Linked DNA regions of Homo sapiens: region 1 is linked to region 2. Evidence: chromatin loops called from intact Hi-C (ENCODE). Cell type or tissue: GM12878. All regions are shown on one strand. Each heading gives the region's core, and the rest is flanking DNA. Links, peaks and the distances in the headings are about the cores only. Region 1 overlaps LINC02067 (long intergenic non-protein coding RNA 2067). Region 2 has its middle 43 kb from the start of OTOL1.

Evidence for each region. Hi-C counts contacts between places; a loop is a spot of excess contacts. Peaks named below come from ENCODE experiments on the same cell type or tissue, not always from the same donor. Only the 100,000 strongest peaks of a DNase experiment are listed, where the experiment ranks them.
Region 1: it touches region 2 in a loop (2.6-fold over the local background); 3 of 110 quality-filtered maps call a loop at or near these places.

What each region holds. Positions count from the first base shown.
Region 1 is chr3:161,447,752-161,461,815 of GRCh38, forward strand. LINC02067 (long intergenic non-protein coding RNA 2067) reads left to right here. Exons shown (of 4, transcript NR_102265.2): 4 at 1-491. Among named protein-coding and RNA genes, the nearest start is that of LINC02067, 28 kb to the left of the region's middle. In GM12878, for the core only: no CTCF peak of the experiment used is centred there; no DNase peak of the experiment used is centred there.
Region 2 is chr3:161,530,570-161,548,156 of GRCh38, forward strand. No RefSeq gene overlaps it. Among named protein-coding and RNA genes, the nearest start is that of OTOL1, 43 kb to the left of the region's middle. In GM12878, for the core only: no CTCF peak of the experiment used is centred there; a DNase peak (open chromatin) is centred at 10,206.

The DNA.
Region 1 (14,064 bases), core at 238-8,237, 88 kb before region 2:
AGCCTCGTGAGATGTTGATTAGAGGACCAAGTTATCCTGCTCTGGACTCCTTACTTAAAGAAACTCAGATATTAGATTTGTGTTGTATTAAGTTGCTAAATTTATGGTAATTTGTTATGCAGCAATAGAAAACTAATACAGTGACAAATAAAATATTACCAAAATGTTCTTCAATAGGGACAGATTAAGTAAATGATGATACATTCACACAATGGAGTAATATTAGTTTTAATAGGAATAAAGAATATCTGTGTGAGGTGTTTTTATATGCTAACTTTTGTATAAGAAAGACTATGAATACATACACACCAATGCTTATATTTTCAATATGAAATAGTAGGATGATAAATCAAATTAAATAAAAAATGGTTACTTAGAAGAGGAGTCAAGGACCAAAGAGAAGAAAACAGGATTGACAAGAGAATTTTGTAAATATACCTTGTTATGTTTTTGACTTCGGTACTATGTAAAATGTTTACATAATGAAAGCTAAAATTAAATAATAAAAAGAAATCCCTAAACATTAAAAATGGAAATAAACAAACCTAGCTGCATATCAATTTGGTAGCAAAATTACACAGATAAATTTATTATTTAAAGTGACTTTAAAGCACAGTATTTTGACTATTTCTGCTTAGTGGGATGTATCTAAGGACAGATTTATGTATATGGCCTAGGCAACCACTAATTGACTTCAAGTAGGACAAACACAAAGAAGTCCACAATCAGGTGCATTATAGAAAATGCTGAAAAACAGACAGAGAGAAAATCTTGAAAGGAGTGAGAAACAAATTGAGTAATTTCTTCATATACGCACAAGCCCCAATAAAATTAATAAATGATTTCTCATCAGAAACAATGGAAGCCAGAGATAGTGGGATGACATATTCAAAGAGCTGGAAGAAAAAAATTGTCAACTAAGAATCTTTTATTCTGCAAAAAAGATGAAATAAAGACATTCCCAGAGCAACAGAAAATGAGACAATTAGTGGCTAGGAAACCCACCTTACCTGAAATACTAAAGGAAGTTTTTCACACTGAAAGCAAGTGAGTCCAGATCTTCATTCAAATGCACCCCCTAAAACAAAGAGTACTGGTAAAGGTAATTGTGTAATATAAAATAAGTATAAATAAAATATTTCTTTTTATTTCTTTTCTTAGGTACAGTTTAACAGCAATTGTATAAAACAATATGCATATACAGTTGAACTTTGAACAACATGGGTTTAAATTGTGTGGGTCCCCTTATATGTAGATATCTTTCAATAAATATATTGGAAAATTTTTTGGAGATTTGTGACAATTTGAAAAAAAACTCATTGATGAGCTGCTTAGCCTAGAAATATAAAACAATTAAGAAAAAGTTAGGTATGGCATGAATGCATAAAATATATGTGGAGACTATTTTATCATTTACTACCATAAAATGTATAAAAATCTATTATAAAAAGTTAAAATTGATTAAAATTTATGCACACAAACACTTACAGGCCATACATGGTGCCATTAGCAGTCAAGAGAAATGTAAACAAATAAAAATATGCAGTGTTAAGTCATAGTTGCATAAAATTAACTGTGATCATACTGTGCTACTGTAATAATTTTGGAGCCACCTCCTGTTGCTATTGTGGTGAGCTCAAGTGTTGTGTATATCTCCTTAAAATACCATATGATGCTAATCAACTCCACGTGAACAGGTCACCTCTCTGATAAACTTCTGATTGCAGTGCAAAGTGATCTCTCATGGTTATTTTATATTTTTCATCATGTTTAGTGCAATACCATATACCTTGAATAGCACCACGAGACCTATATGAAGTGCCACTAGTGAAGCTGTATGTGCTCCTGAGAAGCAGAGAAAAATCATGACATTACAAGAAAAAGTTGAATTGCTTGATAGTACTATTGATTGAAGTCTGCAGCTGCTTTTACTCACCATTTCAGACAGGTGATTCATCTTGTAAACAGGCAACACAAATTATGGTATCAATAAATACAGTACAGTACTGTACATGTATTTTCTCTTCCTTATGATTTTCTTAGTGACATTTTATTTTCTCTAGATTACGTTGGCATTGGAGCCAACTAGAAGGGAGTTCCCTCGTGGATGGGACAATGTGAGCATCAAAAGGAATGACTGCATCAAACTGAAACACAACACATATATAAAAATCAGTGAGTTTGTAATGATACCAAATCAAAACTAACAAAATATCTCACTATTCACCACTGGAGGTTGCCAGAGCACCAATTATTTCTCTGAAAAACTGAGCAAGAAAAATAATCAAGCTTATCTGCCTTACCTGTATGAATAGTATATGTATGTAATCAAAAAGCTTGTGAGTGAAAATCATTCTTTATAGAAGAATTATAGCTAATAGATACAGATAGAATAGCAGTATTAGAAATTTACTTATTTGCAAGTCCTAATGAAATAATGCTTCCAGGCAACATTCATGTATAAATGACAAAAGCATGAGGTAAAATGTGGATGGAATAATTTTATAATGGAGAAGTCAGGCTGATGCAACCTAAACCCTCTGACTTCATATTTGAAAAAATAGCTTTATTGAGAAATAATTCACATACAATAAAATTCACCCCTTAAAGTATACAATGCAGTGGTTTTTAGTGTGGCCACGAGCTGTGCAACCATCACCTCTCTGTCAAAAGACAAAATTACAACAAATTTAGTTGAAAGATATTAATTAATTGGCTTTTATTTGCAATTTTAGAATAAAACAACACCTCATTCTGATGAGCTGAGTAGAGAAAGTTGGCTTCATAGACAGAAAGGGCTGAAGAAAGTAAGACCAGGGATCTAAAGACGGATTGGTCATTTCAAAGTCACTTTCCCTGTAAAGGTTAAAGCAGAGAGGACTTTCTTACCATCCCAGCTGAAAGTGGCCTGTGTGGGGATTTGACTGTTATCCCTGTCTTCTGATTTCTTGAAGGTCAGATGAACAACTTAGCTTCAGCACAGATGAAACTTCAATACAAGTGATTCCATTTTGGTTAGGTCTGTTGGGCCTAGTGCAGGAGCTCAGTCCAAACCAATGGTCCTGTATAAATTTTATTTAACAACTACTTAATTTCAAAACATTTTTCATCACTCCAAAAAGAAGCTCCATAGTTATTAGCAGTAATTCACCATTCCTCCCTCCTACCAGTTTTTGGCAACCACTAATCTACTTTTTCTCTCTGTGGATTTGTTTATTCTGAAAATCCATATAAACAGAATCTTGAAATATGTCTTCTTTTACTTACTATAATGTTTTTATGTTTGTCCATATTGTAGCATGTATCTGTACTTCATTCCTTTTAATGGTTAAATAGCATCCCATTGTATGGATGTAACACATTTTGTTTATCCATTCATTAGCTGATGGACATTTGGGTTGCTTCAATTTTTGGCTCTTGTGAAAAATACTTCTAAGAGCATTTATGTACATTTTTTTTTTGTGTGGACATGTGTTTTCTGTTCTCTTGGTTCTATACCTAGGGGTGGAATTACTGGGTCATATGATAGCTTATGTTTAACTTTAAAATGTGGTTTCATCTTAGTATTACTAAAAGTGGTATTAACCCTAAAAAGGAGGCAAATAAGCACATAGTCAGAAATGGGGGTTGTAACCCAGGTAGCAGTCAGAGACTGCAGCACCAGTGAGAGTCAACAGGGCTTTTAGATTACCTAAACTGTGTGTCAGATTATTTCACCAGTTGATTAAACAAAGAAGTCTTTTATCATTAGTGGAATAGTGCATTTGCATTAGTTAGTCAAGGAAAGCTATAAACAGTATGTCCTTAAAGACTGAGGATCAATTTCATTGTGTTGTGTATTGTTGAGAGCATAGATGTTTATGAAGGAAATGTTTTTACAGTTTCTTTGTCCATTTCAAAGTTCATCAGCAATTCAGTGTGGAGTCAGTAGCCCAAGATGGAATCACTGGTGTCAAGCCTGGACCACTGCTAAGCTCACAGTGGGAAAATCCAGTATTGTGCGCATCAGAATGAGATGCAAAAAATTACACAGCATACATACAAATTATTCCAGCCTAAACAATTGAACTGAATATAATAAAGCATCTCGATCAGGAATCTGCAAGCTTTAGGTTTTGTAAACCATACCATCTCTGTTGCATCTTCTCAACTCAGGTAGTGTAGCACGAAACAAGTTATAGACAATATGTAAATAAATGGCATGGTTGGCTTTGCCCCAGTAAAACTTTATTTACAAAGCCCACAGAAGGTCAGATTTGGCCCACGGACCATGGTGTGCCAACAGATTTGAGATCTCACAACGATTTGCAGGAAACTGGTGACTTGGTTCCTCCAAAAAAAAGGTCAACGGCATGAAAAAGGCTTACATTCCACTTCTTAAATACTGGCTTACAATGTATTTTTCAGTAGTCTTATTGTGCTGCCCCTTCTCCTGGTGATAAAGGGTTCCTCTATCTGTACCAATTATAGTTCTCCATCCCGGTTGCTACAGCAATCACTCACAGATGTGAACATTTGCTCTAAGGTAGACCAGTCAATTTTTCCCCTAGCACTCTTTTTTTTTTTTTTTTTTTTTTTCAAGTGAAGTGCTCTGGTTGTGAGAGCATGTGAGAGTATACAAGGCCCAAGATGACTCTTATCAGAGTTTCAGGTTTGAGTGGCCGCTGATCTTGAGAAAATGAAGCTAACCTGAAAAGAGAAGGAGAGAGGTGTATGTGTTTTTGTGTATGTGTATGTGTTTGTGTGTGTGTGTGTGTGTGGGAGAGAGAGTGAGAGAGAGAGAGAGAGAGACAGAGAGACAGAGAGACAGAGAAAGAGACAGACAGAGGCAGAGAAAGGCAGAGACAGAGAGACAGAGAGAGAGAGAGAATGACAAGGGGGGAGACATGTTATTTGCAACTAAAGAGTTCTATTTAATTTTTCACTCCTAAATAATTCTGAGAAGATTAAACATAATATGTGTAAAATTCCTGGCATCATTGTGTATTAAATCACAAATTGCTTACTCTATCTCTATTGTTTATGTGCCTGGTTTTACAAGTAGACTGCCAGCTCCACGTAGGCGGGAAACGCATTCTACCCTTCCTTGCTTTCCACAGTATTTAATGTAAGCTAAATTAAATTCTGTGAAAAAGATACTCTGTATTAACATATAAGAATATGAAGTTGTATTATTTGATTAGCAGCAGAATGACCTGTAATATCTTCTAATGAAAGTAGACTTGTTTTCTGTAAATTTATCACAAGTTAGAAGTGACATTTTAATTGAAGAGTCTTTTCAGAAGTATTATTATTGTTATTTATTATTATTTCTTTTTGAGATAGAGTCTTGCTCTGTTGCCCAGGCTGGAGTACAGTGGTGCAATCTCGGCTCACTGCAACCTCCGCCTCCCGGTTCAAGCAATTCTCCTGCCTCAGCCTCCCCAGTAGCTGGGACTACAGCCATGTGCCAACATACCTGGCTAATTTTTTGTGTTTTTAGTAGAGACGGGGTTTCACTGTGTTAGCCAGGATGGTCTTGATCTCTTGACTTTGTGATCCACCCATCTTGGCCTCCCAAAGTGCTGGGATTACAGGTGTGAGCCACCGTACCCGGCCCAGAAGTATTATTATTACTTTTACATTTAGTAGAAGAAATATCATTAAATTTTAAAGAAAGTTTTCCTTGGAAGTTCATGGATGAAATGTTATTGTGCATGTAATTTAGGCTCTAATGTTGACTATTTAAGGCATATTTTTAGCTTAATTGCTGGAAAGCAATATCACAAGCTGAAATCATTTTATAATGCAGGAAGACTTAAAATTATAGTGAACATGTCATTTGGAATAATTGGCATTCTAAACAAAGTCTGAAAGAAGTCATTACAGGTATTTAAAGCAATTAGCTGATGGTTTTTAAAAGACCCATACAAGTTGAATTTATTTACTTTATACATTTAATGGCTTTAAATATATAATACTAAAATTTCTGTTCTAGTTTTTAAATAAGTAACTGAAATTCTTCTATTTTTTCTAAAAATCAAATTGCCTAGAACACTAAAATATCTATTGGTGTTCTAAATATAATGCTTACTTAGTTACCAAATTTGATGCCAGACCCACATTAAAAAGTTTTAAAGCAAATATTAATATATTCTAGTTATAATATCTAGGTGAGGTGTATCCTATAGCTTTTTCTTTATAGTTAATGCTAATTTTTAAAAACTCTTTAAAATTTTATTGTGCATAAGTTTACATTTTTAAAACATTATTTTTATTTTTAATTTACATACAATTGTACATATTTATGGGGGATGGTGTGATGTTTTGATTCATGTAAACAATGCGTAGTGATCAAATCAGGGTAATTAGTATACCTGTCACCACAAATATTTATTTTTTTGTGGTGGAAACATTCAAAATCCCCTCTTCTAGCTATTTGGAGATACACAATACCTTGTCGTTGACTATAGTCACCCTACTGTGCAATAGACTACTGTGCAATAGAACACCAGAACTTATTCTTCCTTTCTAATTGGAACTTTGTGCAAATTGACCAACCTTTTCCTATCTCCCCTGCTCTCCTACCTGCTAATGCTAATTTTCTCATTCTCAGGAAACATTATAATTAAATAAAAATTTGTCACCTCAATAGATATTTCCTTATTTATACTTACACATAAAATTAATTTTAAAAAATGTCCTAAGGATATATTTTCTTTTTTTGCTTCACGTACTTATGAGCATAATTTGATTTACAAAAGTTATGGGAAGACAAACTATTATGCTTTTGCTTGAGTTTAAATCTATATTTACTTTTATGTAAATAAATACAAAAAATTATATTCTTGACTTTCATTTCTGTCTATGATGGATTAATAGAGAGAATAATTATAATAAAAAAATTAAATAACCAAACAAAATATATAAAGCCATAGTTTTTAGACATTGGAGAACAGGAAGTACAGGAAAGTGATTTCTGAGTAAACAGAACAAATAGGGTAAGCTGTATGATTGCATTAGATTACAGGATAAAGAGAGTTTCCAGGCTTCAGCACAGGGAAAGGGAGCTCAAACAGAGCCTGGAGTCTCTCTTAACTAAGGAGACGGAATGCAGAGTTCACAAAGGCCAATGCATTTATAATGGAAAGGACAGAATACAGAAGAGAGAGCTGCCCATAAAGGAATTCTGAAGATCTGGCTCTCAAATAGCACATGGAGCTCACACAATGCCAGGAATAGTTTGTGTTTCAAAAATGTTTGCTGAGCCCCACGCTATACTAATTGCTGAGCTCTACCCTAGACTAAAAGCTGTTCTAAACCTGCCTAATAAAGCTGAAAAGCAAATTTCAAAAGTATAAAACTATTTCCAAGCAAATTAACCACTTTTTAGAACAAAGCCTAAAAACATTTAAAGGAAAAGAGTCTAGTGTACATTTCCAAGAAACTAAACTGCATCCCTGAACAATGTCCAAAAATACTTAAAAAAATACAAAGCGTCCAGTATCTAACAATGTGAAAATCACACTGTCTGGCATCTAATAAAAAATTACCAAGGCATCCAAAGAGGCAGTAAAATATGACTTAAAATGAGGGAAAAAGTTAACTACTAGAAAGAGAAATGACATTGATGACATAATTAGTAGAAAAGGACGTTAAATCAGTTATAATAATATACTTCTGTGTTGAAGAAGGTAGAAGCATAGTGAAGAGAGAAATAGAAGAAACAAATAAAACCTAAACTGACTTTCTAGAAATGAAAAAAAACAGAATGTATGAAATAAAAAGTACACTGAATGGGATTAACAAGAAATTAGGCACTACAGAAGGAAATGTAGTGACCTTGAAGACATAGTAACCAAAACTATCCTAATTGAAACACTGAGAGATAGAAGACTGAAGAAGATGAGCACAGCACTAGTAAACTGTGCTTCAGTTTCACTTGTCAATGAAGTCATACATGTGTCATAAGAATTACAGAGAGAGAGGAGAGAGATGAGAAGGGGGCAGAAAAAATATTTTATGAAATAATGGCTGAAATATTACCAAATTTGATAAAACCATGAGTCCCATAGATTTTAGATCAACAGAATTCAATCAGAAAACACATGAAACACACACACACACACACACACACACACACACACACACACTCATAAACCAGATAATTGAATTGCTTAAAACCAGGAATAAAGAGAAAATAATTACATAAGTCAAAGAAAAAAAAAGAGACATATTACATACAGAGAAACGAAGAATGACAAAGAAAGAATATAGCCAGAAAATAATGGAGCAACAAATTTAAAGTATTGAAAGAAAAAAACCTCCATCATTGTAGAAATCTGTGCTTAGCTAAAATATGTTTAAAAGATGAAGGTGAAATAAAGGGTTTGTCAGACATTAACAAGCTGACAGAATTTATCACCAGCAGAGCAGCACTACAGGAAATGTCATAGTAATCCTTGAAGGAAAAAGAAAATGATGACAGATAAAAATTTATTTCTACTCAAACGAATGACAAGAACTAGAAGAATAAATATTTGGATAAATATAAAAGAGTTTTCTTTCTTATTTCAAAAATCTCTTTAAAGAATACTTGTTTTAAGCAAAAATGGCAACAATGTATGGTTTATAACACATGTAGAAGAAAACTGTATGACAATAGCAGTACAAAGTCCAGGATTGGGAGAAATGAAAATAAGAGTGTTATATAGAGTTCTTATGCTATGTATAAAGTAGTATAGTATTAATTTAAGGTAGAGTACAATAGCTTAAATGTATATATTATAATCCTAGAGCAAGGGCCAGCAAATCTTATAAATATTGAAAAGAATATATTATGAATACATAATGAACAATTTTATGCTAATCAATTCAACAGCTTAGATGAACAGAAAATCCTTTAATAGATAAAAACTTCTAAAGCTCAAGAATAGATTACTTGAGTAGCCCAGATCACATGGTGAATTCTACCACATAATTGGGAAAGAAATCATAACAATTCTATGCAATTTTTTTTTCCAGAAAATAGGAGAGGACACTCATTTTATGAGACCAGCATAATCCTAATGCCATTAAATCAAAAACATTGTAAGAAAGCTAGAGATCAATATTCCTCATGGACATAAATGCAAGAATTAATTTAAAAACTAGTAATTTGAATTGAGCAATGTTATAAAAGGATAATACATTATGTCCAAGTGGTGCTTATCCCAGGAATGCAAGGTTGGTTTCACAGTCAATGTAATTTACAATATTAACAGACAAAAAGAAAAAAAGTATGAACGTCTTAAAAAGATGTGGAAAAACATTTGACAAAAATCAACATTCTTTTCAAATAAAAATTATTAAAATCTAGGAATATAAGAGAATTTTCTCAACTTGATAAAAGGCATCTATTAAAAACTTCCAGCTAACATTGTACTTGATAAAAGGCTGAATGATTTCCTCTCAATATTGGTAACATGGCAAAAGTGTCTACTCTCACTACTTCTCCTTAACGTTGTAGTAGAGGTCATAGTCAGTGAAATAGGCAAGGAAGAGAAATAGAAGTCATACAGATTGGAAAGGAAGAAATAAGACCATCTTTATACATAGACAGCATGATAATTTATGTAGAAAATCCTGAGGAATCTGTAAAAGGTTACTAGAAGTAATATGTAAAGTTGGCAAAGTGTTAGGATACTAGGTAAACAAAATCGGTTGACTTATTTCACTTAGCATAATTTCCTAAGGCTCATCCATGTTGCATATTGCAGGATTTCCTTCTCTTTTAAGGCTGAATGGCATTACTGTGTATATATATATATATATATATATATATATATATATATATATATATATGTTATGTTTTAAAAATCCATTCAACTGTTGGTGGATATTTAGGTTGTTTCTTCATATTGGCTTTGTGAATAGTCCTGCAATGAATATGAGAATACTAATATCTCTCTGAGATCTTGATTTCAATTCTTTTGGGTAAATACCAAGAAATGAGATAGCTGGATATTATGGTAGCTCTATTTTTAAGGCTTAAAGAAGCCTTCATACTGTTTTCCCTAATGGCTGCACCAGTTTTCATTTCCACCTACAGTGCACCAGTTTCTCCACATCCTTGCCAACAATTGCTGTCTTTTGTTTCTTGATAGTAGTCATCCTAAAAAGTGTGAGATGATATCTCATAATAGTTTTGATTTGGATTTAGCTTTTGTTGAGTACCTTTTCACGTAGCTGTTGGCTATTTGTATGCCTTCTTTGGAGAAATGTCTCTTCAAGTCCTTAGCTCATTTATTTAATTGGGCCATTAGTTTATTTTTTGCTATTGAGTTGTAGGAGGTCCTTATATGTTTTAGAAATGAAACCCTTATTATACATATTGTTTGTAAATAATTTCTCACATCTGTTGGCTTCCTTTTTGCTCTCTGTTTTAAAATTTTTATTTAATTATTTATTTTGAGACTGAGTTATGAGACTTGCTAAGTTTTGCATTTTTAACAGCGATGAGGTTTCACCATGTTTCCAAGGCTGGTCTTGAACTCCTGGGGTCAAGGCATCTACCCACCTTGGCCTCCCAAATTGCTGAGATTACAGGCATGAGCCATCACCCCCAGCCCCTTTTTGCTCTTTTGATTGTTTCTTTTGCTGTGCAGAAGCTTTTTAGTTTGATGTAGTTTGTTTATTTTTGCTTTTGGTGTAATATTCGTAAAATAATTGACAGACCAATGTCATGTGAAATAAATCAGTCACAGAAGGACAAGTTGTTCATGATTTCACTTGTATGAACTATCTAAAATAGTCAAATTCATAGAAGTAAGGAATAAAATGGTGATTGCCAGGGCTTAGAGGAAGGGAGAAATGGTGAGTCATTAATCAATAGGCCCAAAATTTTGGTGACACAAGATGAATGAGTTCTAAAGATCTGATGGGCAACATTATGCATATAGATAATAATATTGTATGGTGCACTTAAAAATCTATTAAGAGGGTAGATCTCATGTTAAGTGTTCTTACCATAGAAAATTATAAAAGCATGTCTGGGAAACACTAAAAAAAACTTCAACCCAAACCAAATGAAACAAAAATCCAAAAAAAAAATGACAGATGGCCAGTGGGTGAATAAAAACCCCAGCATCCTAACCCATCAGGTGGAATAATTCTGAAGTGTGTTCCACACTGTCCCTGAGTTCTCAGATGGTATTGAGACGTTTTTGTCCATAGGAATAATCTCCCTGATAACTCACCATATATATGTTTCCTTCCCTGCCCTGTCTCACTTCCCACTCCTCCTTTGGTCCTATTGAGCACAATAAACTATTTGTACTTGTTGGGGCTCAGGACATACCACCCCAAAATATGAATGTGAGTAACCAGAACATGCCACCCCAAAATACACATCTTTAGCATATTTCGCACAGGTTATTTTGAGAAACTGCAGATACAGGAGTAACTCCTAAAAGCTTCCCTTTTATAAAGAAAATTTGCAACTATAAAGTAAATCTGCATTAGTAAAGATATCTGCATTAGTAAAGATATCTGCATCAGGAAGAGGGCTGCTCCAAGACAACTTTTCTTATCTGAGAGACTTTTTATCTGTATAATAAGACAGATTTTATTCACTATACATTTTCTCCCCTCAGCTTCCCATAACTTGTTTCTACCATTCTCCATAGACCCCAAGCCTTTATTCTTTGCTGAAATTCAGGATGCTATATAAGCTTTAATTATCTGAGCTTCTTTGGGTTTCATATTTTGTGGGATTTCCATGTGTATGCATGTAATTAAAATGGTTTTTCTCCTATCAACCTGTCTTATGTTGATTTATCTTTATTGTATTTATTTTTAAAAATTTATTTTCAATTATCATGTAATAATTGTACATATTTATGGGATACAGAGTAATATTTTGTTACATGTATACAATGTGATTATAATCAGAGTAATTACCATATACATCACCTCAAAGTTTTATTATTTCTTTCTATTGGGACCATTGAAAATCCTCTCTTCTGGCTATTGGAGAATATATAATCAGTTATTATTAACTGTAGTCACCCTACAGTGCTATAGAACACTATAACTTATTCCTCCTATTTAGCCATAACTTTATATCCATTAATCAGACTCTCCTTGTTCTCCCTTCCCCTCTACCCTTCATATTCTCTAATAACCACAATTCTCTTTTCTAATTCAGAACTCAACTTTTTTAGCTCCCACATATGAATGAGACTTGGGGGAATGTTGAGGAGAAATAATTGCATTTTGCAATGTGAGAAGGACATGAAATTTGGGAGGGACCAGGGGAAGAATAATATGGTTTGGATTTGTGTCCCTGCCCAAATATCATGTCAAATTGTAATCTCCAATGTTGGAGGAGGGGTCTGGTGGAAGGTAATTAGGTCATGGATGTAAACTTCTCCCTTGCTATTCTCATAATAGTGAGTTCTCATGAGATCTGGTTGTTTAAAAGTGTGTAACACCTCTCCCTTCTCTCTTTTCCTCCTGCTCCAGTTATGTAAAATGTGCCTCCTTCCTTTTTGCCTTCTGCCATGATTCTAAGTTTCCTAAGGCCTTCCTAGCCATGCTTCCTGTACAGTCTGTGAAACCATGAGTCAATTAGCCTCTTTTTGTATTGTAATGGAATTGTATTCTTAATTTCTTTTTCAGGTAGTTTGTTATTGGTGTATAAAAACAGTAGAAATTTTTGTATGTTGATTTTTTATCCTTCAACTTTGCTGAATTCATTTATTCATTCTAAGCATTTTTTCCTGATGAGGGCTTTAGGCCTTTTTATGTATGAGATTATGTCATCCACAAAGAGAGACAATTTGACTTCCTTTTTTTGCAATTTAGATGTTATTTCTTTTCTTTTGTCTTGTTGAATTGGCTAGAACTTTCAGTACTATGTTGAATAAGATTGGTGAAAGTGGACATCCTTGTCTTTTTCCATTCCAGTTTCATTCAGTATGATGTTAGCTTTGAGTTTGTCATATATAACCTTTATAGTGTTGAGGTATGTTCCTTCTATAACTACTCTGTTTAGAATTTTTATTATGAAGGGATGTTGAATTTTATAAAATGATTTTTTTCTGCATCTATTGAGATGATCACATTTTTTTTGTTCTTCATTTTGTTGATATGATAGATTGCATTTATTGATTTGTATATGTTAAGTCATCTTTGTATCCCTGGGATAAACCCCATTTGACCATGATGTATTATCTTTCTGTTGTGCTGCTAGAGTCAGTTTGCTAACATTTTTTTTGAGAATTTTTGAGTCTGTTTTCATTAGGGCTATTGGTCTGCAGTTTTCTTTTTTGTGTGTCCTTGTCTGTTTTTGGTATTAGGATAATGCTGGCCTCATAGAATGAGTTAGAAAGAATTCCCCCTTCAACTTTTTGGAATAGTTTGAGAGGAATTTGTTTTAGTTCTTTCAAAGTTTGGTAGAATCAGTAGTAAATTTATTTGGTTGTGGGCTTTTTTTGTTTTTTAAATTGGGAGACTTTTTATCACTAATTTAATCTTGTTACTCATTATTAGTAAACTCAGATTTTCTGTATCTTCCTGGTTCAATCTTTGTAGGTTATATATGTCCAGAAATTTATCTATTTCCCCTATGTTTTTCAACTTGTTGACAGTTTTTTCATAAACATTTCTAATTATCCTTCTTATTTCTGTGGTATAAGTTGTTCTTTCCTCGTCTTTTTAATTTTTGATTTTATCTATTTGGGTCTTCTCTCTTATTTTCTTAGTTAGTGTAGCTAGTTATTTGTCAATTTTGTTTATTTTCACAAAAAACAATTTTTTCATTGATGTTTTGTATTTTTTAGTTTCAATTTAAAAATTCTGCTCTAATTTTTATTTCTTTTTTTTCTACTAATTTTGGATTTGGTTTGTTCTTGTTTTCTGGTTCTCTGAGCTACATGATTAGGTTGTTTTTTTGAAATCTATCTACTTCTTTAATATAGGCGTTTATTGCTATAAACTTCTCTCTTGGCACTGCTTTTGCTGTATCCCATAGGTTTTGGCATGTTGTGTTTTAATTTTCATTTGTTTCAAGAAATTCTTAAATTCCCTTCTTATTCATCAACT
Region 2 (17,587 bases), core at 5,435-13,434:
ACTGTGGATGTCAATAAATTTGGATCTTATTCCATTGTTTTCCTCAAAACTTAAGACTTAATTCTCTGATTGTCAAAGTTAAACTAGTTCTTAAATCATTTATATATGCCTCATTCTCAGTACACTTAAAAAAAATCATTGTGTAGTTCCACAAACAAGATGGCAGTGGCACGGTAGGGAAGTTAAATCATATTTTTGACCCAAAACGCCATGATCTCTTCTATATATGTTACTGATTAGCTCTCTTCTTTTGGTTATTTTGTTCCCAAAGTGCTACTAAAGAATTTACAACTATAGAATCTTTTAAATGCAGTTTAGAGCAGAAACTATTAAGGCGGCAAAAATAGAATTAGGAAAAAAAAAACCCACATCAAGTAATGGAGCAGTTAAGATGTTCTAATTAAAGTTATAATTGTAAATTGAGTGCATAAAGATAACTTAAAATTTTTCTCATCTGGGCATTTTTTCATCTGTATCTTATTTCTTTATACCTGATACTTAAATTTCCATGTCTTGATGAATCTATGCCAAACCCTAAATAAATTAACAGGAGTTTTAAAATGAAGCTTTTTAGAAATGCCATAATCAAGATAATAATAAAGGCATAACTTTTATATAGGTTTTTCTGTGCTGGCTGTTACTTCAAAGTGCTATTCAAAATTCTTCTAAAACATAACTTCTCCTTTGATAAAGTAAATTTCAACACAACTCAGTAATTTTTTGGGTTATCCACAGTTTTCTGTCAGGGCCCTTTATTCTTTCTTTCAAACTCTTTTGTCCCCTCCTCACTTTGTTTTCTTCACTCTTAGTAGATAATTTTGCTGCACTGGGACTTAAGAAAATAGAAACCTTTAGGCAGCCACTTTATTACCTTTCTTTCCTTCTATAGTTAAAAACACATAAACTATCCCCATCGTTTCTCCCTGTTTTAGAGGGAGAGGTGGCCTCTTTGCCTTCCAGCTGACTTGTTCTTGGCATTCTGTCTCCTCCTGCTTCTCCTTGCTGACTTCACACCTCACTTTTCCCGTCTCTCAAATTTTTGAATGCTCCATGTTTTCCACTGTTTTTGCTGGAGCCTAAAAAGATGGCCTTGTATTCTTCACACAAAAAAGGAGTCATTGTCACATCTCCCTACCCACTTTGACACCAGTCTTGTCACTCAGTCCCTTCACTCCAGTTCATATTTACCTTTCCTTTTTTTTTTTTTTTGCATACCGCCAACCTACAAACATGCATTTGAGAGGTCATTTTAAAGGAAAGCAAAAACCAAACAAATAAGAATAACCAATGGCCTTTGCACCCTTCCAAGCCTTTCCCTATATACATGTGTATTGTTTACAACTTGTACTCATAGAATAAAATGATTCTGTATCCTGCTTTTTTTCACTGACTGTAATGCCTGGTACATTGTGAGTACTCAGTGAATATTAAATAGATGAATGCATATGTTAAAAAATTTATTTATTTTTTTACATTGTATCAGCTATCTATAGCCACAAAGGACTGTGCAGCAAAAAACCACAAAACCTCTGTGACATGCAACAGTAAACCTTACAAGTCCATAGAGTTAGCTACTCTCAAGTGGGCTCAACTGGTCTCCTCTGGGCTTTCTCTGGTGTTAGCCTTGGGCCATCTAGGCAGGTCTGTTGATCTTGCCTGGGCTGCTTCATGCATCTGGGGATTGCCTGGTAGTCGAGTGTTTAGAATGGCCTCAGCTCAGACAACTGGGAAGACTTGACTCCACTCCACTCCCCATGTCTCAGCTCCAGCAGGCTAGCCTTGAATTATTCTCGTGGAGTGGCCAAAATGTCAATGTGAGGAAAAGTACTATTGGAAAATACTTTTCAGGACTTCTTGTGTGATGCTAACTGACATCTCATTGTCCAAGATGAGGCGGATGTCTGAACGCAGAATCAAGGGGCAGGGAAATAGATTTGCCTCTTTGTTGAGAGTAACTGCAAAGTCTTATGGCAAAGAAAGTGAATACAGTAAAGGATTAAAAAAATGGGGGTCATGAATACAATCAAGTTACTATACATATGATCTTCAGATTGATCATTTAAATCTGATTTGTGTCCATTATTATTTCCTTTTTTAAATATATTTTTTAGACAGTCTTACTCTGTCACCCAGCCTGGAGTACAATGGTGTGATCTCTGCTCACTGCAACTTCTGCCTCCTGGGTTCAAGCGATTCTCCCTGCCTCAGCCTCCCGAGTAGCTGGGATTACAGGCTCCCGCCACCACGCCTGGCTAATTTTTGTATTTTTATTAGAGATGAGGTTTCACATGTTAGCCAGGCTAGTCTCAAACTCCTGACCTCAGGTGATCTGCCCACCTCGGCTTCCCAAAGTGCTTGGATTACAGGCGTGAGCCACTGTGCCCGGCCATTTTTTTTTTTTGAGACAGAGTCCTGCTCTGTCACCGAGGATGGAGTGCGGTGGCGCAACCTCAGCTCACTGCAACCTCTGCCTCCTGCCTTCTGGGTTCGAGTGTTTCTCATGCCTCAGCCTCTTGAGTAGCTGGGATTATAGGCACATGCCACCACCTGTGGCTAATTTTTAATAGAGACGGGGTTTTGCCATGTTGGCCAGGCTGGTCTTAAACTCCTGGCCTCAAACTATCCACCCACCTTGGCTTCCCAAAGTGCTGGGATTACAGACGTGAGCCTACACACTCCGCTAGATTTGTGTCTATTATTATTTCCTAAACATTTCCCAATTAGTAGGGTTGCTTTACTTTTTTCATTTTGATAAAACATTTCTACTATAAATAGTCCTAAGTACATCACTTTTTTTCTCTTATTCTTTCTTGTTTCAGTAAGTGGCTGAAACCTGCCAGAGATTGTTTTTCACACATAGCAAGTTTGGAGGTTATGTGGTGGCCATTGGCATTGATTTAGTGATTTGCTGATTTCAAGGCCAATATCTCTACAATATTTTTGGGCTTTCTCTTATGTTCAGGAGATGAATGCTATAGCTACAACTACCATTTTTTTCCATTCAAAGCAGGGAAAAGGAAGCATAAAAAGTAAACCTAGCAGACTTACCCTTTCATTTCTTGACTGGAACTATGACATATGACCACACCTCACCAGAAGATAGCACTGGAGGAAGGATTGGGCTGGGGGATGAGCCAGTGACCTCACATGTCTGCCACATGTAAGATGTAGTCCCAAGAGTGAGCTGATCAGGTCCAGGTACATGTTGTTTTTCAAAAGGATTTTTTCCAGTTCATAATGCCATTAGCAATAGCCCTTTATCACACTTTACCATACCTTCAACAACATTCTTTGAATACTAATGAGGCTGAACATTAACCATATGCTCCTTAATAATTTTTCCTGAAATATTTCCATTTATATTCTTCTTTTTCTTTTTAAGTTATGTTCTTCTACACTTAGAAAAAAAAAGCTCTTTAAAAAAATATTAACTCTCTTTGTCACATCTATTGCCTGTTTCAATTTTTCCTTTTAGTTTTGGAAGTTCTCATTTTAGAGATATTTAAAATTTTGTATACAATCATTCCACAGAGAGTTGGTTTCTAGAGGACTGCTGCTAGTCCATAAGACATCTTAGTATGAAACAGAAAAAGCCATCTCTTCCACGAGACATTTTATTTCCATATGTTAGAAAATTGTCAAATCATTATGATTTTGTTAGAGCAAGCCACTTGACTACCATCTTTTAGAAATATTTCTTAATAAATATACAACTCTACAATTCCTGTATATGGATGGTACCTCTGTAGATGTGTCCTCTGAGGTTATGTGTGTAAACTTCCTTCGCAGAGCATACACACCTAGTTTCTAAAAAGTCAGAGAAGATTCATGCGAATGACTAAGTTGCACAAAAAGATTATTAAGAATTGGACTCTGTGGGAGACTAAAAATAAGACATAATTGGCTTTGGAATCAATTAAAGTCATTAAAAAGGTGTCTGTTCAAAGATTTCCTACTTTGAATTAACTAAAGATAAATTTAAGAGTATATTGCAGTTACTGACAGTAATAATAGCATATGAGGTTATCAAACTGAGTTTAAAAGGGAAAAAGTAATGTATGCCATTGATTTCTATGTTTTAATATAAAAGCTTTCTTCAGGTTAAGGTAAACTTTAACATTGCATTTATAAACTGTATATTTCAGTATGCACTCTGAAGGTGTAAAAAACTGTATACTAAGCTTTTATTGTGATTGTTCATTAATAAGTTACATAATTTTGGGAAATCGCTTAATTTCTATGAGCCTCTGTTTCTTCATCTGTAAAACAGAGATAATAATGTTGGGATTGTGTAGCTTATAAGGGTGTTATAACAATTATTTTTAAGGCATTTAATGAAGTCAAAAGGGCCTAAGTCATTTAAATAGGCTCCAAATGGAAAGTATAATTCTTACAATACATTTAACTTTATAAGGTGTTACATTTGCTTACTTGATTTTAAATGATTGAAGAAGAAAGAAGAAATATTTTGGCTGAAGTTAAAAAGCAAGAATGTAAAGTGAATTATAGATCCTCTGTAGCTGATACATTGAAAGATCAGTCTGGCATGATGACATGATTTGGTGAAGCAAGCTTGATATAAAAGAGAAAAGCTTCTTCTCTAATAGTAACTGTAAACCGAGTCTTTCAAAAATTATTTAATTTGGCACTAAAGTAAAGGACACAATATCTACAGCCTATTTTTCCTCTTGTTTAGACCTCGAGTTTTTCTCTGTCTGTCTTTAGCTATCTCAGACATCGCTCATTGATTGATAGATATGAATATTTAAAAAAAGATATGATTGAGGCAGTTTGAATCTTCAGTGTAAATAGTTTTGTCTGGGTCTATATAGAAAATATCCTTTAAAAACACTTAGTAGCTAAATCAAAAAATATGTATATATATAGAAATTTATTTACCTAAACTTGTTGGCTAGTGAAGGATTTTAATTCCACTGTAATTTTCTCAGGGGCAACTTCTATGTTTGTCAGTTACTTAAAAGGACAAAAAATACATTTTAGAAACATTTTAAAATTTGATTTTAGCAGAAATCATTTTAATAACTCTCTATTCTGTGATGAGCTGGAATTACAGTACAGCTTGAGGTATTTTTCTTTTCCATGCTTTCTCAGCCGTAAAAATGGGTCCAGGTTCTCCCAGCGTTCCGTGCTTCACAGAGGGAGGAGACTAACATAATCAGGAATGGTGAAAAGTTGGTGGATGCCGTCACTGGAAGAAAAAAGATTAGGCTACAACTGGAGATCCATAAGTAGCTTACAGAATCTTGCTTTTAAAGGCTATTATCATTATAAATGTATCAGTTACTTTCAGTTGATATACACTTAGAAGTTTTACTATAATTTTTGTTGGAGCAATAATAGTCACCACTGTAGAGATAAACTCTAAGCTGACAAATGATCTGCTTAAAACAAGAGGATCTGATTTATATCTAGTTCCAAACCACAGTGTGATAATATTTTAGCTTTAGGAGTAGTATCGTTACAGTTTTATTGGTATGGTGTATTGTTTATAATCTTAGCTACCATTTCCCCTTTCTCTCTATGCCTAACTATTCATCAACTTTTATATGTATAGTTAAAGAGAGTAGAAGTCAACTTTCATGAAATTAAACTTAAATCCCTTAAATTTGTTACCTATACCCTTGCCCATGGCAAGACTTCAATATAGTCAACTCAATATTAGGTAAACAGGACACTACATTAGAAAATTGAATTTTGTTATGAATGAGCCAGGGATACTAAAAAATCCCCTGGTTTTTATTTTAGATGGGTTGGGATTTAAAAGAAAATTACTAAGTTTTACTGCGTCTTTGGAGTACTATTCTGACATTTCTAGTGATCTCCATAAACTTTCATTGCCCTGTAACAGTTTATTAAGCTACAGTCTTCATAAATATGCAAACTAGCTTAATAAGATTGTCTGCCATGATTGCTCATCAATTTGGTATTGAAAGGGCACCAACATAGTCGATAAAAATGTCTGGTGGTGGAATGGTCTGTGACATGCCTAATCTCATTGCATAGTTCCTTTAAGGGGGCTATAAACAGTTAATATAATAGAATCTCATTATTTGTATGAGTGGAATGACTATTATGTTCATTAGGCTTGATAACTTTTGTGTAGCTACATTTCGGAAACCTATAAACAGTCGTTATGAATGTAAATTTTCCTCCTGATAATTTTATTTCACTACACATGTATTTATTGTTTGGAAAATGAATTGTTGGCAAATTAAATGGACAAAAAATTGGTTTTAAGATGGATCAAGAAAAATACATGTTTATTGAGGAGACTGTAGAATGAAGAATTTATTCTGAGTAGTCTACTTTCCCATAGGGAGCAAGTTTATATTAACAATTTAGAAACAAAGGTGTTTCATTAGTTTTTAAAAACTTTAATTTGAAATAATTATGGATTCAAAGAAATGTACAAAGAAGTACTGTCAACATTCCACAAAACCACAGGGCAATATCAACATTAAGAACAGAACATTGGCACAATCCAGAGTTTATTCAGAATTCACCAGTTATACATGCATCATTGCTGGGTATGTGTGTGTAGCTCTATGCAATTTTGTCACACGTGTAGCTTTGTGTAACCATCACCACAATCAAGATACTCAACTGAGCCATCACTACACGACTCCCTTGTGTCCCCTCTTTATGGCCATACCCATCTCCCTTCCTATTCCTAACTACTGGCAACCACTAATCCATTATCTATTTCTATAATTATGTTATTTCATGATTGTTATAGAGATGGAATCTTGCAATAAGAGTCATTTCAGATTTGCTTTCTTCATGCAGAATAATTTTTTTATTTTACTTTAAGTTCTGGGATTCATGTGCAGGACATGCAGGTTTGTTGCATAGTTATACATGTGCCATGGTGGTTTGCTGCATTTACCAACACCTCATCTAGGTTTTAAGACCCACATGCGTTAGGTATTTGTCCTAATGCTATCCCTTCCCTTGCCCCCTACCCTCCAACAGGCCTCAGTGTGTGATGTTCCCCTCCCTGTGTCCACGTGTAATGCAGAATAATTTGTTAAGGTTAGTTCAAGTTGTCTTATGTATTAACAGTTCTTTGCCCTTTATGGCTGAATAGTATTCCATGGTATAAGTGTACCTTTGTTGACTCATTCACCCTTTGAAGGACATTTGTGTGCTTTCCAGTTTGGGGCTAATATGAATGAATCTGCTATGAACATTTGTGTATAAGCATCTCTGTGAAAATAAGTATTTCTCTGGGATAAATGCTCAAGAGTGTAATTGCTGGGTCATCTAATTAATCCATTTGTAGTTTTGAAAGCAACTGTGAAACCATGCAGAGTGGTTGTAAAATCTTACTTCCTACCAGCAATGCATAAGTGATCCAGTTTCAATGCATTTTTGCCAGCATTTGGTGTTATTACCATTTTTAATTTCAGTTATTCTAATAGATGTGCAATAGTATCTTACTGTGGTTTTAATTTGTATTTCTCTACTGGTTAATATTGTAGAATGCATTAGGATTTTTTTTTTTAGACCTCACTTTTCTTTAAAAATTTTAATTTTTTTTCTTTTTTTTTTTTTTTTTTACGCTGAGTCTCGCTCTGTCGCCCAGCTGGAGTGCAGTGGCACGATCTCGGCTCACTGCAACCACCACCTCCCTAGTTCAAGCAATTCCCCTGCCTCAGCCTCCTGAGTAGTTGGGATTACAGGCACAGGCCACCACGCCTGGCTATTTTTTTTTTTTTTTGTATTTTTAGTAGAGACTGGGTTTCATCATGTTGGCCAGACTGGTCTCGAACTCTTGACCTCAAGCAATCCACCCACCTCAGCCTCCCAAAGTACTGAGATTACAGGCATAAGCCACCACACCTTGCCAAAAATTTTAAGTATTATATTCAAGGGATTTCCAGAGAAATAGAACCAATAGAATGTCATATTACATATACGCTCTCTGTCTCTCTCTGGCTGTCTCTCTCTCTCTCTCTCTCTCTCTCTCTCTCTCTCTCTCACACACACACACACACACACACACACACACACACACAGAGAGAGAGAGAGAGAGAGAGAGAGAAAGAGAGATCCTTATTTTAAGGATCTGGCTTATGCAAATGTGGGAGAGGGCAAACTGTGGGCTGGAGAGTGAGGTAAGAGTTGATGTTGCAGTCTTAACTCTAAGCCCTGAAAACTTAGGCAAAATCTCTTTGTGCAGTCTGAACACAGAATTTCTTCTTCAGGAACTCTGTGTTTGCTTTTATGGCCTTCAACTGATTTGATGAGGCCCACTCACATTATGAAGGGTGATCTGCTTTACTTAAAGTCAACTGATTTTAACTGTTTATTAAATCTAAACAAATATCTTTACAATAATATCAAGACTAATTTTTGACCAAACACTGATCACTGTTGTTTAGCCATCTTGACAGATAAAATTAACCATCACAGATACTTCTCATCAAATATGTGTGTTATTTCTTTTAAAATTATTTAATTTAATTTATTTCAAAAACTGGTGATAAAATACACATAACAAAATTTATGATTTTAATCTTTTTTAAGTGTACAGTTCAGTAGCATTAAGTACATTCACATTATTGTGCAACCATAGCCATCATCCATCTTTAGACTTTTACATCTTGTGAAACTGAAACTCTGTATCCACTAAATAATAATTTCTCATTTCCCCCTCCCAACAGACTCTGGCAACCACCATTCTACTCTGTCTCCATGAATATCACTTCTCTAGGTACTTATCATTTTATGACTAGCTTATTTCACTTAGGATAATGTCTAGGTTGGCCCACACTATAGCGTGTCTCAGAATTTCCTTCTGTTTTAAGGCTAAATGATATTCCATTATGTGTATATACCACATTTTGCCTATCCATTCATCTGCCGATGGACACTGGGTTGCTTTTACCTTGTGACTATTGTGAATGATGTTGTTGTGAACATGTGTGTATGAATATCTGTTTGAGTCCGTGCTTTTAATTCTCCATGTATATACCCAGAAGTGGCATCACTAGATTATACAGTAGTTCTATATGTAATTTCTGAGGAACCATCATACTGTTTTCTACAATGGCTGTGCCATTTTACATTCCCACCACTGGTTCACAAGGGTTCCAATTTCTCCACATCCTTACCTACTCTTGTTATTTTTTCTTAAGAAATTTTACTTGAATTTGGTCATATAATAGAAGCATCTGGATTCATTAGCTAATTTGTTTGATAAATAGCACTTCTTGAAAAGTATATATAAAGATTGAATTTCAGTTTTGGCTCTGCAGTATACAGCTGGGCTACTCTGGCCAAGTCACTTCATGGTTTTCTTAGTTATAAAACAGGAACAGTAATGTCTACATTGGGAAGGTTAAATGAGTTTTAAGTTGTAAGTTAGCATATAGATGCAAGGCACACTATTATTATTATTGTTATTATCATGTTCCCTGAAACACTCTTAGTTTAGTGCTTTGTCTTAATTTTTAGAAAGGATAATACACAGCCTCTAACTATAATCTTTAATCTTTTATTTAATTTTCCCATCCAATGTTTAATTACCTGCATAATTTAGGAATTTTTCCTTTGATAATTTTATTAAATAATATGTAGTGATTCATAAATTTGTAAACACCTTTTACCAAACTTCATTTTATTTTTGCCTTACAACAATTGCAGGAGTTATATCCATTACTCTCTCAGCATATAAATGAAGAAACCAACATTCAGATAAGAGAGCGTCTTGCGTGTATATGGGGATGGAGCCAGGCAGGGGCAGCCCTGGGCTGAGACAGCTCCTCTAACCCCTCAGCCTCAGCACATGCGGTTCCATATGTGCCATTTTCCAAAGATGTAACTTTATCTCCTTGATCTTATTAAGTTTAGATTTTGGTTTTACTTATACGAATTGTCAGAAAAATTCCTAATGGAGGCTACCCTTATAGGACACCCTATTTTACTTAACTAACTACTTTTCATAGAATTTTTGCCATACCATAAAATAGCTAATGTTAAATTATTTATTGTTGTCAGTACACATCTCAGGAATCCACAAATTTTACTTTTAATGGCCACTGAATGTATAATTTTATAACATATACACTTACATATCTTGTTCATAAAAATGTAGGGGGCAAAATCAATGTGTTTTAAAGGTCTGGCTTTTGATATAAAATGAAAGCAAAAGCAGAACCAACCACCTCCACTGAAACAACCACTAGGATCACCACCACCACCCACAGCAGCTGCCAACTTTTTAGAATGTATGTGTGTGTCTGGGGGTGGTACAAGGGGAGTTGTTAAGTAGGCAAGAAAGTGCAATTTTACAGCCATTTTGAAAAGTCTAAGTTTGGTAGAAGTTCTTTCTATGACATTTTCTTGGGGCTAAAATCTGACACTTCATCGTTCTTGATTTGCAGGAGCCCTCAGGCCTCTTGCTTTCACATGTCTTTTACTTCACAGGATTAGCACCAACTCCCTTAACCTAACTTCCCATAAAGAAAAGTTTTCTTTTTCTTGGTGAGAGTGTGGTGCTGTAGGTAACTCCTGGGAATGTGATCTAGCTGTCAAAAGCACAAAAAGTCAGCTAGATACATTGGGAAACCAAAAGTCTATTTGGTTTTAGTAGAAGATTATAAGAGAAATCCTGGGTACTGTTTGTTGACTATGCCGTAAAATTGCGTTCAATGGCTCTCTTCTTACCTTTAACCCACTTGCTTCTCCATCTCTGTTCTCCTTAGTTTGTGGGGCACAGGTGCATGTGGTAGTAATGCAGTCAGTTGGTAGTGACAGATTTATCACTGAAGGAAGAAGCTTCTTCATTCTTTACATGGCCATGACAGTGACTATGACAAGTTATTTGTCTTAACAACGCAGGCTGCTCTTCCCCAGTAGAAAATGAGAATATAAAGAATTAGCACAAGTCAAGCACATCTAAAGGGAAAAGTAACAAAAATGACTATGTTAGGTGGATCAGTTTCTTACTAAAAACAACACAACATTATGAGTACAACTTTTCTAATCACACGTTCTCATTCCTTTTGTGTTTTCTTTTTCTTTTATTTCTAACCTTTCATGGTGACCTTTTCTCTCTGTAAGTTTCTTCTGAAAAGAATAGGAAAATTTTGTGATTATATTTATTCATTGAAAGAGAAAAATAAATGAAAAAGCAATTGGGCATCTTTGACATATATTGGTGAAAACTTTTACTTAATACCATAAGAATAATTTTGGTCCACTTATTGATAACATGTATTGTGTTGTCAACTTAGTTTTCCATCAACTTTCGTTCTACTGGTGGTTATGAATTATAAGCAGTGATGTAGATTATTTTAAAATAACTTGATTGTCTTAGTTCATGCTACTGTAACAAAAATTCCACAGAGTTGCTTAAGCAATAAATATTTAATTTTTACTCTTCTGGAATTTGGGGAGTCCCATCAAGGTGCCAACATTTTCAGTGGTGGGGACCCCCTTCCTGGTTCATAGACTGCTGTATTTTGAATATAACCTAACATAATGAAAGGGGCGAAAATGCTTTCTTGGGCCTTTTTTTTAAGAAGGGCACTAATCTCATTCATGAAGCCTCCACTCTCATCACCTCATTATCTCCCGAAGGTCCCCATCTCCTAATTCCATCATATTGGGGGTTAGGATTTCAACAAACACATTTTGGAGGAACATAGTCTGTAACACTGATATTTAGTACCATCAATGACTGTTGGGAGGTGACTATAATCTGGTGGTTTATAAAGTCCAATTTTTCTTCTAACACAGAGGAAAAGCAGTTGATGAATGATCTCTTCAGCTGAAGACAGGAGGGTCTTAATAAAATATTTCATTAGTACTTTTTAAAGCTGCTGTAAGAATGTGACTGCTAGATTTTTACAGACAAAAATGGAAGAACTGAAGTAGAAGTCAGGGTAGCTAGGCACAGTTCCTATTTAACTACATGAGTGTCCTTGGGTAATCATTCAGACTTTGTCTCTCGTTTTCATCTATAAAATGAGGCTAAAAATTCTTGCTCCACCAGTGTCTTAAGATTTTGTTTTACAAAAGAATCATAAGAAAAAGCTGCACTCAAGAATCACCGCTAAAGAACTTATTCAGGTAGCCAAACACTACCTGTTCCCCCAAAACTTATTGAAATAAAAAAATTAAAAGCTACAGAAATCAATTTGAATATTAATTATAAAGTATCTTACTTGTATAAAATATAGTATAATAATATTATTGAGAGGAAACTCAGTGAATCTACCTTTACTGTTACCAATGCTTAATAAGCTCAAGTGGCAGATTTATATTGCACATTAGAAGTTTATTTTGGGAAATATTCATTTCTTTAATAATGCTCAGAAAAAACAATAAGATATATTCTGGAAATGAGTATGTTTGTAGTGGAAAAAGATTTATTAAACAGAAAGTCTGTTTTACTTCAAAAATTAATGAAAATACTCCTTTTAGAAGTTATTTGTGAAAATATGAAAGGCAAGATTTCTCTATTTTCTTTCTTTTATAAATGTTACTTTATTACAAATCCCATTAAAACAATAAGAATTCTGAGGCAAAACTTGCCCGCAGAACCCTAATTAATATTTTTATGTTCAAGTTGTTTTACTAATCATTAGTGATATCCATTTAAAACCTTTACATAGCATAGTAATAATACATATGTACACATATATTTACATACATCTTTGTAGTGCATATTTTTACTTAATATTACACTGTCTTTTCTATTTTATTATTTTTACAACTTTTTCTTCTCTTCTTCAAGGTAACTAGTATAAACAGCCTGGTACATATCACTTTATCTCTTCTCCATCATGAACCTCTGGAAATCACCAGATACTGATTTTATTCATGCTTTTAAAATACCTTCATGATATTCTGTAATAGGGAATGTATTCTATCACTTCCCTAGTGTTCATATTCAGTGTTTCTCTCCTGTATGCTTTATATGTTTAGTGACCTACTATGTGTCAGGTACTATTTTAGGTTTTAGGAAACTTCTGGGGATGAAACAAAATCCTAGCCCTCACGGGGTTTATGCTGTAGCCAGAGGAGACAGCCAGCAAACAGTAAACACAACCAAAAAATGGGATTATAGAATGTGTTTGAAAGTAAGCACTACGAAAAAAAAAAAAATGAAATGGGGAACGGAATTTGGGACTCTCAGAAGTTGGAGTGAAGTTGAGTTGCAATTTTAATTTGAGTGGTTACGACAGGCCTCATTGATTAGGAGGAATTTGAGTAAAGATTTGAGGAAGATGAAGGAAATAGCTGGGAAGAGCATTTCAGGCAGAGGGAACAGCCAAAGCAAAAGCTGTAAGGTGGAAGTGTGCATGGGGTATTTAGGGGCATCCAGGAGGCCAGTGTGGCTGGTGCACACTGCATAATGAGTAAAGTCAGAGAAGTAATAATACCAGTTCACACAGGGATGCTAGGCCATTCAGGGTCTTTAGCCATTTAGAGTGAAACACGATTTTCTGGGTTTTGAACAGAAGAATAAAATTATTTTTTCATTCAAAACTGTTTTGGAGAATTAGTTATAAAGAGTTTTTTTCTATTTAATTGCTGCAGAATATTTCATAATACAATATATCACATTTGATTCATAGCCCTAATGAATATTTACACTTTTTAATTTTTGGCCACCACAGATCTTGCTAATAAAATAATGGTACATATCTCCTTATATATGTGTCAAAGTTCCTCTAGGATGTAGTCTCAAAAGTACAAATGCTGGGTCATTTTGTGTCTGTTTTAAGGATCACTTTTCTAAACTTTTAAAATATATATATATATGTATATATATTTTTAAGAGACAGCATCCCACTATGTTGCCTAGGCTGTCCTTGAACTCTTGGGCTCAAGCAATTCTCTCACCTCAAGTAGCTGGAATTGTAGGCATGTGTCAATGCACTCGGGTTAAAGTTCTTTTTATTATTATTATTATTATTATACTTTAAGTTTTAGGGTACATGTGCACAACGTGCAGGTTCGTTACATATGTATACATGTGCCATCTTGGTGTGCTGCACCCATTATCTCGTCATTTACATTAGATATATCTCCTAATGCTATCCCTCCCCCCTCCCCCCACCCCACAACAGCTCCCCGTGTGTGATGTTCCCCTTCCTGTGTCCATGTGTTCTCATTGTTCAATTCCCACCTATGAGTGAGAACATGCAGTGTTTAGTTTTTTGTACTTGTGATAGTTTGCTGAGAATGATGGTTTCCAGCTTCATCCATGTCCCTAACAAAGGACATGAACTCATCATTTTTATGGCTGCATAGTATTCCATGGTGTATATGTGCCACATTTTCTTAATCCAGTCTATCATTGTTGGACATTTGGGTTGGTTCCAAGTCTTTGCTATTGTAAATAGTGCCACAGTAAACATACGTGTGCATGTGTCTTTATAGCAGCGTGATTTATAATCCTTTGGGTATATACCCAGTAATGGGATGACTGGGTCAAATGGTATTTCTAGTTCTAGATCTCTGAGGAATCACCACACTGACTTCCACAATGGTTGAACTAGTTTACAGTCCCACCAACAGTGTAAAATTGTTCCTATTTCTCCACATCCTGTCCAGCACCTGTTGTTTCCTGACTTTTTAATGATTGCCATTCTAACTGGAGTGAGATGGTATCTCATTGTGGTTTTGATTTGCATTTCTCTGATGGCCAGTGATGGTGAGCATTTTTTCATGTGTATTTTGGCTGCATAAATGTGTTCTTTTGAGAAGTGTCTGTTCATATCTTTCGCCCACTTTTTGATGGGGTTGTTTGTTTTTTTCTTGTAAATTTGTTTGAGTTCATTGTAGATTCTGGATATTAGCCCTTTGTCAGATGAGTAGGTTGCAAAAAAATTTTCTCCCATTCTGTAGGTTGCCTGTTCACTCTGATGGTGGTTTCTTTTGCTTATTAAGATATTTCTCCTTTTTTCCCTAACACATTTAGAGTTTTGTTTTCTCATTCCAGTATTCAATATCTTCAGAATTTAAGTGATGGTATATGGTGGGGATCTAACTTTAATATCTTTGTAATGGAAAGCTGAATGCCCCAATACACTTTTTGAATAGTAAATGTGTGTGTGTGTATGTGGGCGTGGGTATATAAATATAGTAGGGAGAATAAAGGCCTCACAAAGATATTCATATCCTAATCCTTGGAACCTTTAAACCTTATTTTATTTTATATGGCAAAATGAACTTTGCAGACATGACTAAGTTAAGGCCTTGAGATGGAGAGACTATTCAGTAGGCTCAGGGTAATCACAGGGGTTCTCATAAGAGGAATGTAGGAGGTAGCTGTCAAGACAGAAGCAGAGGTCATATTGACAGAAGGAACTGGTCATGAGCCAGGGAATGCAGGTAGTCTCCAGAACTGGAAAAGGTAAAGAAACACACTCTGGAAATTGGAAGGGAACCTCCAGAAGGAATGCAGTTTTTGCTGACATCTTGATTTTAGGACTTCTGACCTCCAGAATTGTATTTGTCTTGTTCTAATAAATTTGTATTGTTCTAAGCAACTAAATTTTTGGTAATTTGTGACAGCAATACAAAACTAATCCTCTATCTCTTTATCTATCGATCTACCTACTCATTGGTGCTATTATTTTTATAGAGGTGAATTTTCCAGAGCAAAGGAAGTGTATGTTTATAATGTTAATTAACATTTCCAAATCACTTTCCAAAATTGATATCGCAATTCATACTTCCACTAAAATGTCATACACAGGCATTAGATATTAATATTTTCTTAATTTTTTCTGGTGTGACAGACGAAAAATAGTACCTCAACTTAGTTTTAATTTGCATGTCCTTGATGGCTAGTGAAATTGCACATCTTTTCCAGTGTTTAAAGGTCATGTGAATTTCCTCTATTTAACTATGCCTAATGTTCGCCCAATTGTATTTTTTTTACTAAGTTATCCTTTTCTTATAAATTGGTAGAAATTCCTTGAACCTCATAGATAACCCTCAATGTATTATATGGGTTGCAAGTATTTTTTCTGAATATTTCTCCTAATACTATTTCTAATGTTTTTTTCTAGAAATTATTTTAATTTTTATATAATCAAAAACATTTTTTTCTTTATGATTTTTGGTCTTCTGTTCTGTTTCTACTTTGACATAGAAGAAACCCATTTATCTTTTTCTTTTTTTCCCAGAGAGGATCTCACTCTATTGCCCAGGTTAGTGCAGTGGCATGATCCTAACTCACTGGAACCTCTAACTCTTGGGCTGAAGTGATGCTCCTGTCTCCGTCTCTGAAATAGCTAGGATTATAGGCTCTCACCACAATGCTTGGCAAAGTTTTAATTTTTTTGTAGAAATGGGGTCTCACTACGATGTCCAAGCTGGTTGCAAACTCCTGGTCTCAAGTGATCCTCCTGCCTCAGCCTTCCAAAGCACTGGAATTATAGGCATGAGCCACCACATATGACCTTATTTATAATAAGAATCATTTTTAGTTATAAAAAAGTAGGGGCAACATTGCTAATAGAGAAGTCTTTTGTTAATATAAACAGTAAAGCTTCTTTCATTCTTTTCAGTCTCTCTCAATGTTCTATTCAGGTTTTATAGTTGTGGGAGAGCATATCTGATTTTACATGATTGTTCCCCCAAGTGTCTGAGATCAATGTTAAAGTATTCTGAGAAACTTAAGACTATTGCTATTTTTCTTCACATACAAATAGAATCATCCATTTTTAGTGGCTTTATTCATCAAACTAGTCAGATGATAGCCAGATTAGCTAGGAACACACAACATAAGTTGATCAGTTTGGTCTGACTATTGGTATAACTTTTTCACTAAACTAACTTGGTTTCCTTGCTTTGACACAACTAGTCAAATCATTTGGAGCAATGAAATTGACCTGCTTTGAGTAAACTTTGGTTTTACTGGATCTGTTGGGATACTTGGCTATGAAGCGTGGAAGAATCTGAATAACTCTTTAATGCAAACTTTGGTTGGTGTCTTTCTAAAGATAGTATTATATCTAGGATTGGATAAAGCCTATGTTAAGAAAAAAAATGTCTCTTGAACAAACAGTGGTCTAGAAACAAACTTAAACCATGCTAAGTTGTGTGTTAACCACCAAATCTTTATGACATAAATTTTCCAATTCACGGTGCTTTGATTTGGATTTAGATTCTGATTCAAATTACAGATAATACTGGATTACATCTGTTCCTTGTAGTTGTGGGAAATTCACTTAACCGTTTTTTTTTTTTACCTCGGTTTCTTCAGCTTAAAAAAAACGCTATTACTTGATCTGCCTACCCCGTCTTACAGGGTTGGTATAAAGATACAATGGAAAATGAATACAAGATTTCTTTATAAAAAGTATTTACAAGAATCTTATGTGAGTTTTCTGAATTAATTATTTAACTGCTTTTTCTGCATAAAAATTTAAAATATGTTGGTTTTAGTTTCTCCTGCATTCCTCCCAAATTAGAATTCATTTTTAATATTTGTATGGAAAATAATTATTTTGGGTTAGCAGGATTTAGCATTTTCAAAAGACTAAGAAAAATACATCAGAAGGTAGAGTGGTAGTTTATGTGCTGTCCCTAGAGAAAT